Linked DNA regions of Homo sapiens: region 1 is linked to region 2. Evidence: read pairs that join two places in POLR2A ChIA-PET (ENCODE). Cell type or tissue: IMR-90. All regions are shown on one strand. Links, peaks and the distances in the headings refer to the core of each region. The heading gives the core; the rest is flanking DNA.

Region 1 (5,456 bases), core at 1,755-4,254, 190 kb before region 2:
TAAGCTCTAAACTTAATAATATTTTGCATATCCAAAATGTGCTCATGCTTCCTTAAAAAAGTACCCCTAAACCAGTACCCACCAACCAGCCCCCTTCCTCTACCTCAATATGACAATGGTTATCACTATTCTCAGCAAACATTTGGGCAGCTAGCTTATGTAAGACAATAAAGGTAATTGGGGTTTTGAAGAACTCTGAGGTTTAGTTCCGACCTGAAGGAGAAACATGAAAAGGCCTTCATAAAAAGGCCACATAAAATAGCAGATAAATCCCATCTCAGTTGCACAGAATACAAATTGTATAAGAGCAACTTTGGACAAATCAGGTAAAAGTGCTAGATGTGTTTACTCATCTGTAAAATGTTAAGGTTAGGCTAGGTCACTAAAATATTATAAATCTAATTTCAGAGAGAGGAGTGATAACTCTGTACTCACTATTGAGGGAGGTGGAGGCTGTAGTTTGTTTTTAGTGTTTTTTTTTGTTTTTTTGTTTGTTTGTTTTTGAGACAGGGTCTCACTCTGTCGCCCAGGCTGGAGTGCAGTGGCGTGATCAGAGCTCACTGCAGCCTCCACCTCAGCCTCCTGAGTATCTGGGACTACAGGTGTGCACCACCATGCCCGGCTAATTTTTGTATTTTTTGTAGAGACAGGGTCTCACTATGTTGCCCAGGCTGGTCTTGAACTCCTGGCTTCAAGCAGTCCTCCCACCTTGGCCTCCCAAAGTGCTGGGATTACAGGTATGAGCCACTGCACCCCACCTGTAGTGTGTTCTCGATACAGAGACAAGGTTGAAGGATTCAGAGTACAATTTTCTCATTTTGAATATCTGATAAAATCTGTAGACCCTCCATCAACAGAGGATTGGGTAAAGAAAATGTGGTGGTGTGTGTGTGTGTGTGTGTGTGTGTGTGTATGCCATGGAATACTATTTAGCCATTAAAAAGTCATGTTTTTTCAGCAACATGGATAGAACTGGAAGCCATTATCCTAACCGAAATAACTCAGAAAGCCAAATATCACATGTTCTCACTTAAAGCAGGAGCTGAGAAGTGATGGGTACACGTACATATAGACACTGCAGACTACAAAAGGTGGGAGGATGGGAGGGGGGTGAGGGTTGAAAAGTTACATACTGGGAACAATGCTCACAATTTTGGTAATGGGTACACTAAAAGCCCAGGCTTCACCACTGTGCAATATGTACATCTAAGAATTCTGCACTCGTACCCTCTAAATATATAAAAATTATGTTTTTCTGAGACAGTCTTGCTTTGTCACCCAGGCTGGTGCAATCTTGGCTCACTGCAACATCTGCCTCCTGGGTTCAAGTGATTCTCATGCTTCAGCCTCCCGAGTAGCTGGGACTATAGGTGTGCACCATCACACCTGACTAATTTTTGTAACTTTAGTAGATATGGGTTTTGCTACGTTGGCCTGGGTGGTCTCAAACTCCTGGCCTAAGCAATCAACCCACCCCGGCCTTCCCAAGTGCTAGGATTATAGGTGTGAGCCATGAGACCCAGCCTAAAAATAAATTTTTTAAAAAAGCTGTAGATCTTGCTCTGGAAATAAAATTCACATCCATACAACATTTTATGCTTAATTTTAGGAGATTTGTTGACTACTCCTTCTCAAATTTAAATGTTAAAAACCCTTGATTTAGGGAAAAAGTATTATTCAGAACACCAGAACTAAGCCAGATGTGGAAGGCCTTTATCTTGTGGGCAGTGTTGAACCATTTGAGGTCTAAAAAGATAAATCTGGTAGCAGTATGAAAAATGCATGACAGTGGGAAAAAGCAACGAGACTAGTTAAGTGGCAGGGGAATCATTTAGGTAGGAGACTGTGCCAAGCAGTATTGGGAATGAAGAGAAATCAGAAGAAGTATTGACAAGGACAAATCAAATATCTGACTGGATATGGAATTGAAAGAGGAAATCAATGATAACAAGGTTCGAGGATCAGTTATGCTGCAGGTCTACCTTGTCTTCAGTATTTTATTGAAGTCATTCCTATAACATCTGTGCTAGTGCTTGCTTCAGTAGCACATATACTAAAATTGGAATGATACAGAGAAGATCAGCAAATAAAAATTTAAGTACAAATTTAAAAAAGAAACAAACATACGTGCTCTAAGAGCACTCCCAACCCAACAGACATTAAAAAGGATGAGGTAATACACGAACACCTCTGTACTTATAAATTTGATAATGTGAGAGAAATGGGCCACTATCAAAATTACCAAAACTCACCCAGGACAAAATAGGTAAATGAAATAGTCCTATAAGTATTAAAGAAATAGAATTTGTGAGAAAAACGAACAAACAAAACGACAACCAAAAAACAAACCCTGGCAAGAGTCTTCTTGCCAGGAAGAAAAAAAAAGAATAATAACTTTAAAAAAAAAGAAAGCTCCAGGCCGAGATAATTTCACTGGCAAATTTCACCAAACATTCAAGGATGAAAAAATAACAGTTCTCTTACAAGCTCTTTGGATCGTAGAAAAGGAAGAAACACTTAACTCATTTTATGAAGGCAGCATTTTCTGGATACCAAAACCAGATAAAGACAATACAAAAAACAAATCTAAAAGTTAAAATCCCTCATGAACAAAGATACAACTTCCTCAAAAAATAATAGCAAATTGAATTCAGCAGTATATTAGAAAAATAGTACATTGTGACGAAGTCTCATCCCAGGAATTCAATATTTGAACATCATATAATCCTCCATATTAACAGACTAAATAAGAAAAACTACATGATGCTATTAATAGATGCAGAAAAACACTTAAGAAGATTCAGCATTCATTCATTATTCTTAAAACTCAGCAAACAAGTAATAGAAGAGAACCTAATAAAAGTCATCGACAAAACCCATAGCTATTGTTATATTTAATGGTGAAAGACTGAATGCTCTCTACCCTCCAAGATTGGGAACTAGGCAAGGATGTCTCTTCCACTACTGTTTAATATTTTACTGGAAATCCTAGCAATTATAGTAAGTCAAGAAAATGGGAGAAAAAGCATTCTGATTGGAAAAGAAGAAATAAAATTATATTTGCAGATGACAATTATATAGTAAGTCTCAAGAAGTCTATTTAAAAAGCTGGTAGAGCTAACAAATTTAGCAGGTTACAGGATACAAGCTTAACATACATAATCCTATTTCTACACTAACAATGAACCGTTGGAAACTGACCCACTCTCCTCCCTCACAAATGAAATACTTAGGCAGAAATCTAACAAAGTATGTGTGGGATTTGGAAACTGACCCAATCTCCTCCCTCACAAATGAAATACTTAGGTAGAAATCTAACAAAGTATGTGTGGGATTTGGAAACTGACCCACTCTCTTCCCTCAGAAGTGAAATACTCTGGTATAAATCTAACAAAGTATGTGTGGGATTTGGAAACTGACCCACTGTCCTCCCTCACAAGTGAAATACTCTGGTATAAATCTAACAAAGTGTGTGCGGGATTTGTGTGCTAAAAACTACAAAATGCTGATGAAAGAAGACCCATAGTGTTCATGGATTGGAAAATTCAGTATAGTTAAAATGTCAGTTCTCCCTAAATAGATCCATGAATTTGATTACAGTCAAAGTCCAAGCAAGATTTTTGTAGGCATAGGTTACTTGATTGTAAAGTTGATAAGGAAAGGTAAAGGAACTAAATTAGCAAAAGAGTTTTTAGAACGAAGAGCAGAGCTGAAGGATTCACATGACCTGATTTTAAAACCTAAAATTCTTTTTTTTTTTTTTTTTTTTTTTTTGAGATGGAGTCTCGCTCTGTCCCCCAGGCTGGAGTGCAGTGGCAGGATCTTGGCTCACTGCAAGCTCCGCCTTCTGGGTTCACACCATTCTCCTGCCTCAGCCTCCTGAGTAGCTGGGACTACAGGCACCTGCCACCATGCCTGCCTAATTTTTTGTATTTTTAGTAGAGACGGGGTTTCACTGTGTTAGCCAGGATGGTCTCCATCTCCTGACCTCGTGATCTGCCCGCCTCGGCCTCCCAAAGTGCTGGGATTACAGGCATGAGCCACGGCGCCCAGCCTAAAACCTAAAATTCTTTAGGAAAACATAGAAGAAAATGTTTGTGACATTGGGTTAGGCAAAGAATTATTAGGTAACAACAAAAGCAGTATCTATGAAGAAAAAGATCAATTGAATTTCATCAAAAAATATTTTGCTATATAAAGGGTACCGTAAAGAGAATGAAAGACAAACCATGTTAGGAGAAAATATTTGCAAATCACATACTTGACCAAAGGCTTTTATATCCAGAATATATAAAGAATTTCCAAAACCTAACAAGAAACCAAATAACCCAATTAAAAAAATAGGCAAAAAGTTGGACACTTCGCCAGTGATATACAGCTAGCAAATAAGCACGTGAAAATACGTTCAACATCATTAATCATTAGGGAAATGCAAATTAAAACCAGGAGGTAATATTAAACAGTTACCAGAATGGATAGAATTAAAAAATAATACCAAGTCCTGACAAGGATGTGGAGCAACTAGAACATTCATGCATTACTACAGCCACTTTGGTGAACAGTTGTGCAGTTTCTTAGGAAGTTAAGCATACACTTACTATGTAACCCTGCAATTCCACTTTTGTGTGTTTATCCTAGGGAAATAAAAATTTACGTTAACACAAAAATCTGTAAATGAATGTTTATAGCAGCATTATTTATAATTGCCCAAAATGTCCTAAAAGGTTGTTTCAACATTTGAAAATTAATCAGTGTAATCTACCATATTAGCAGACTAAACAAGAAGAACTACATGAACTAAATGTCCCTAAGTGAGTGAATGTGGATAAACACAGTGTGGTACATCTTCACAATGGAATGGGACTGGGTAAAAAGGAACAAACACTGATATATGCAGTAGCTTCGATGAATCTCAGGTGTGTTATATTAAGTGAAGGAAACCAATATCAAATGGTTAAATACTTATGATTTCATTTATATGACATTCTGGAAAAAGTAAAACTAAACGGACAGTGAACAGATAGATGAGTGGTTGCCCAGGGTTAAAGGTGGGGAGAGGGTCTCACTACCAGGGAGTAGCATGAGGAAATTCTTTGGGTATTGGAATTGTTCTGTATCCTGTTAATGGTGGTTACAAGTATCTATGTGTGTGTTAAAACTCTTAATACTGTACACACGTGAATTTTACTGTATATAAATTTCAGTAAATTTTACTGAAAAATTTTTTAAGAAAAAAACCAATAGTCTAGAATCTCATTTTAAAAACTCACCCCGACCTCAGTAATTCCTCCAACCACTATGCCATTTTTCTGCTTTCATGGTAAAATATAGTTTATTGTCTTTTATTTCCTCACTTCCCAATTCACTCTTTTTAAAAAACTTTTAAAAACATTTAGCAACATAATATGTGCACATGATTAAAAGATCAAATTGCATGTAAGAGTTGATAATGAAAA
Region 2 (5,456 bases), core at 990-3,489:
CTACTGCCATTTATTGTCAGTTGATTTTTTCAACTGTTGTCTCACAGCCCAAAATACAAGTTCTTTAATGAATTTTTTTATGAAACTACATTTGTGATAGTCCTGAGGCTCATAGAACCACAATAATATACTATTGCGTTAAGAATTTTAGATGATTTACAGGTGTAAAATATTTAATAAACCTTATTAGTAACTATGCTTATAAATAAAAAAATAGCAAGTGCCAAAAGCAGCAGGTTAACCACAACTATATAATCTATAAGCTTAATGCTTATAATAAAATTCAAAGCCACTGAGTATTTCATATTAGTGAGCCTTTGCAGTGTTACCCTTTCAATTTTTAATTGCAATTTTTGCTTACATTTTCTTCCACACCCATCTTGTAACCTAGTCACTCTGTACACTTGCAACATTTGTGTTAAACTGAAATTTCTCTTTCAATTATCTGAAATCCAACTCTCTGTGTAACTAAGCCTAGTATCGGAGGGGAGGCCATATGCACAAATGAAGTAGATATTAAAATTAGTTTATTTTTCTACTTAACTTTTAATAAATGAGAAGAAACACAGTAGTCTGTCTCATATAGAACATTTATAATACATAACAATCCATAAAGCCTCATGGTGAGGTAGGAACAGCTTTGGAAAATAACACACAGTCATGAAAACATACAAAAAGTTAGGTAAAATGTTGCAGCACTAAAGATATTTTATCTGCATCTGTATTTAATGAGATGATAACTGCATTTAACTGGCCCACATCTGGCCCAAAGGACAGGCAACAGAAGACACAAAACAACACAACATATAAGTTTCATAATCACAGAATATACTGATACACTTCATTGTGCTGTTTCAAGGCAGAACCATAACATGGCAATTTGTGTCTTTTTATATATATATATAACCACATATTAATTGTATGTTACATTCCCTCCAGCATCTTTTTGCCAAAGACACTGGACCATAAAATTTTTGGTTTAAAAGTTTAAATTGAATAACATACAAAAGGCTCTTGTGCCAGTGAAAATGACTGCTAAATATTCCAGAGCTTGTTAGTAAAACAAAATAGCATTACCACATAGTATCGGTAGAGCTACATCAAAATAGTGCTATTATAATCCCAATTTCAGAGACGTGAAACACTGTATGACACAGTTTCAATTTTAAAAATGACAAACAAAAAACCCCTACACCTTCCCAAGAGTTTTAACACTGTTTATGACTTAACTGAAACTCAGTATTAAAATAAATATTTTTATATTGTAGAATTACTCTCCATATTTGTGTGAACATCTTAAGACAGCAGGTTAATGACATTTTTATCATTCAAATGATATCTGCTTATACACAGTAAAAATCTTCAACTCAACACCAGTTAACATACGAAATACTTCACATTAGGTTCCATAGGTCTTTTCCCTCAAAACTGTCAAAAATTCAAAATTAACTTAAGGATGTTAATAAGACACAAACGGTTAACACAGCCTTCTACCTACTGTGATTTTCCAAGGTGCATTTGATGGACATTTTTCCTATTCAAGTTACATACCTTAGTTATTCAACATACTGTTCTCTAAAATGTTAAAACACATACAGCAAAGTTTTTGAGGATTCTGTTTTTTAGGTTTTAGTCCATAGTTTTACAATGCAGACATCCTTCAGAAAAAACTAAGCAATCATAAAAGCTAAAAGGTGACAATGGAGAATTAAATCTCTCATCACTAAGGCTGCATTTGGCTTGGAAAAATTTCTTGGTTTTAATTCAGGCACATGCAGCACCTCCTTTTCACTAAACTGAGACAACAGACAAGTTTCTAAACACATATTCTACACTGATCTTGCTCAAATATAAAAGAGCCAGCAGGAGAGATGCAACTCCTAAAACTGATGCAGTGTTATAAAATAGCATATTTAAATATTGGGTTTAAGTCTCCTAATAATTCAGAGTATTTCCCTCATTTTCTTTCAGAAAGGAATAAGCTATTTTGAGAAAGACACTTAAATCCTACAATATTTAAATACAAAAGCATGTCTTTTTTAAAAGATAATGCTAATATAGCTACAATGGGTTAGAAAGTGCATTGTAAAGAAATAAATAATTCTCTGCTAAAACTCAAAAGGTGAGTCAGTGCCCACTGTTTCTGCCGACAGTCATTTGAAAAAAGAAAATCCTATGGTACCACCATTATATATAAGCTACTTAAAAATTATGAAAAGTGAAATAACTCAAACCTAAAGGCTGTTATCTTCAAAGCACTTTTGAAAAACAAACAAACATAGCCCTTGTCCTATGCTTATATACCATTTTTTAAAATCCTCATTCAGTTGATGTCTTGTACTTAGGTGTCATGCCATCTTTAAGACACAGACCTCAAGTAGAGCATTTGTAAAGAAAACCTCATTGAATGTAATATATTTTATCAGTTATCTTTGTATCATTGCTGAAATGTTTATGTAACAAATTGATATCTGAATAAAATGTTCTGTAAAGTATTAAATCAGGAATGTACATGATACAGTACAATTCACAGCTTTCTCTTCTTGTTCGCCCAGATGAGATCCCTCAATTTCATGTTTAAAAAAAACCACCCAAACCTTTTCGCAAAATTCAAGGTAACTATCAGTTTAGGAATTGAATTACACAATATCAGATAAGAATATTAAAAGATCAAGATGTATTGCAAACTGGCAGGTTATGGTTTTGGCCCATTATAGTAAATGTGAACTTACAAACTGTGTTCCTAAAATTACCATATTTTCACTGGAAAAAATCAGCTGTTCTTAAATAGGCCCATCGCCAGCAATAGGCTTATACTAGGAAAAACACACACCACAAAAGATCATCCCTTTAAAAAGTAACTGTCAAATCCTAACACTTTTTCCTCTTACAACCCATTAAACAATGAACTATTTTAAATCCCAAAACGTAGCCATCCCAAAAGTAGTCAGCTATAAAAGTAGTCAGAATACCTTGTTTCTAGAAAAATAGAGCTATACATAACTGATGCTAATATTAATCCTTTCAAGGACAAAAATCTAATTTTGTCACAAAGCATACCCTCTATCAAGAAAAATATAACTTAAACACCCTTAAATATTTGTGTTGGATTTGAAATCTATAGCAATAATGAAATAGCCACAATTTTCTGTGTAGATATTGTGGCATCTTGCAAAATAAGCCACTATTGGAAGATCTGAGTATGTGAAGACAGGATGACTTACAAAATCTTAATTAATTTTGCTTTAATTATTAATTTTGCTAAGAATTTAATATCCAAACTGCATTAACCTTCTGGTTTTCTTTCCTCTCAAGTCAGTGACTCTTAGAAAGCACAAACATTGCTGGTTGTGCTCAAAAAGCTCCATTTAAATCCATTCATGATTGGTTATCATGAAATGACCTTGAAAATTTTTTTTCAAACGCCCGGTTTAAAAGATTACATTAATCGTTTGCGTTTAGCATGTAATTATTAGGTGTCAACATCCTTAAAAATACTTATATATTTTGTAAATAAACTTGCAGCTCAATGTTTTTATACCAATCTTTCAAAGAAAGTAATGCTGGTGAACATGTCCAAGTTTCAGATTAACTTTGGTAGAATAAAAAGTTGAAATTCTCAAAATAATTTAGAAATGTAGTCTCAATATTATCATACAATAACCTAAATATTTAGTTTGGTAAACTTTCTTCCTTGCTCTTACTACCCCATTTGCCCCATTGTGTGTAAACTGTAGTTCAATTTGTTAATTATCTTACTGTTTAATAGCCAGCAATACAGAATACAGGATAGTAACTGATCTTATTTCCTACTAATAGCCATGAGTCACTCTTAAAATATGCTGCCATTATGCTATGTAATGATCTCAAAGGGCAATATCACCTAAAATGTCAAAGGAAACAAACTGTTGATGATTTTAAAGTTCTATCAATTATAATTCTAATAAAGTATAACACTGGGGGAAAAGAAAAGCAGAGAAATTCCAGTAACAATTTTATTTATCCCCCTAATTTTTATCATGGGAAAAATCCAGAAATCAAATGTCATTATGTTATATAAGGTTTAACTTACTTTAAACAAAAATGTAACATAGTGTTAAAACTGGCTTTCCAAAACAGTCACAGCATAGCTGTACTCTGTACTAATAATCACAAAATTGTAATATAGAACTCTGTTATGCAGTCCCATTATGTTCTTACAAAAATAGAATTAAACTGTGTGACCAGACAAGGACTTCAATTACACTACTTGGCAAACTTAGAATTTCAGTGGAGTCTTTTTCCTCTTGCAGTTTAAAGCAAAAGTCAAATATCACATCTTTTTCAAGACTCACAAAGATGATTCAGGTTGTTTGTTTGGCATGTTTTTAATCTCTATCACAACAGCAGGGATGTTTTCAGCTTTAGTCCTCCTGGGCTTCTTCTCTAGATTGTTACTAAGTTCTAAACAAGAAATGCTAACTGCTGGGGTCTTTTCTGCATCCTTTCCAGAAGGGGCTTGTGGTAGTGTCCCACAACATTGCTTCAAAGCACACTGGGTTCTGCAGGCAAGTTCACACGGAACTACACTTGATTTAGAGCCTACACTAGCAAATTCAGGCTGAATGGTAGTAGCGTGAATTCCGTGATTATGAAAAACGTCTTTAATGGTTTTAGCCACCTCCATGTATGATGTTGGATCTTCACATTTTATGTGAGCAGTGGCAATGATTCTGCTTCCAGCAAGTTGCCAAACATGTAATTCATGAACTTCCTCAACTCCTTCAACATTTCGAAGTTCTTTTATCAAATTTCTGATATCAATTTGTTTAGGAACAGTTTGTAGAAGAATAAGAGCAGATTCCTTAAGTAATGGATAGGTTGTGTAAAGAAGTATACAAACCATTACAACACAAAGAGTTGGATCTAAATATAGCACCCAGCAAGGACCAGCCTCATAAACTGATGCATGAGTACTATTAATTATTTCTACAAATGCTTTGCAGGGGTCAGGGAAACATGGATTCACACAAAAATCCCCTTCAGAACAACCTTTCCAAGAAAAGTAAAAGACTAAGGCATTTACTACTACAATCACTGAACCCAAGGCATCTCCAAGGACATGCAGAAAAACTCCACGCATGTTAAGTTGTCCAGCCCTATCTTCTTCCAGTTCCATATGGTCAGGTTCTCTGACAAGATTTCCATTCACTTGTACTTCCACTGTATCACCACTTCTGGGGTTTTCTGGGTCTACAAAGAAATAAAAATTTTATATCAAATACATTTAAAGTGTTTATATAAACATCCTTGTCTAATTCTTTTTAAGTGGTGATGAAGGTGAAAATTTTTTCAGAAAGTACAATTAAAAAAATGTGCTCAGAGCAATTTAATATAAATTGACATTCTGGGAATGAGCCAGGACATAATAGCCAGGGCTAAATTAAGTCATTGTGATACTGCTTCTTCACCCTCCT

The links. Peaks named below come from ENCODE experiments on the same cell type or tissue, not always from the same donor. Only the 100,000 strongest peaks of a DNase experiment are listed, where the experiment ranks them.
Region 1: POLR2A ChIA-PET joins it to region 2 with 8 read pairs; 5 of 35 experiments call an interaction of 5 or more read pairs at or near these places.

Annotation. Positions count from the first base shown.
Region 1 is chr1:211,383,798-211,389,253 of GRCh38, forward strand. The region is part of intron 1 of LINC00467 (long intergenic non-protein coding RNA 467); the gene reads left to right. LOC107985259 (a long non-coding RNA gene) reads right to left here and starts at 487. Exons shown (of 2, transcript XR_001738447.1): 1 at 1-487. In IMR-90, for the core only: no CTCF peak of the experiment used is centred there; a DNase peak (open chromatin) is centred at 3,304.
Region 2 is chr1:211,571,058-211,576,513 of GRCh38, forward strand. SLC30A1 (solute carrier family 30 member 1) reads right to left here. Exons shown (of 2, transcript NM_021194.3): 2 at 511-5,232. The coding sequence ends at 4,331. Among named protein-coding and RNA genes, the nearest start is that of SLC30A1, 5.4 kb to the right of the region's middle. In IMR-90, for the core only: no CTCF peak of the experiment used is centred there; no DNase peak of the experiment used is centred there.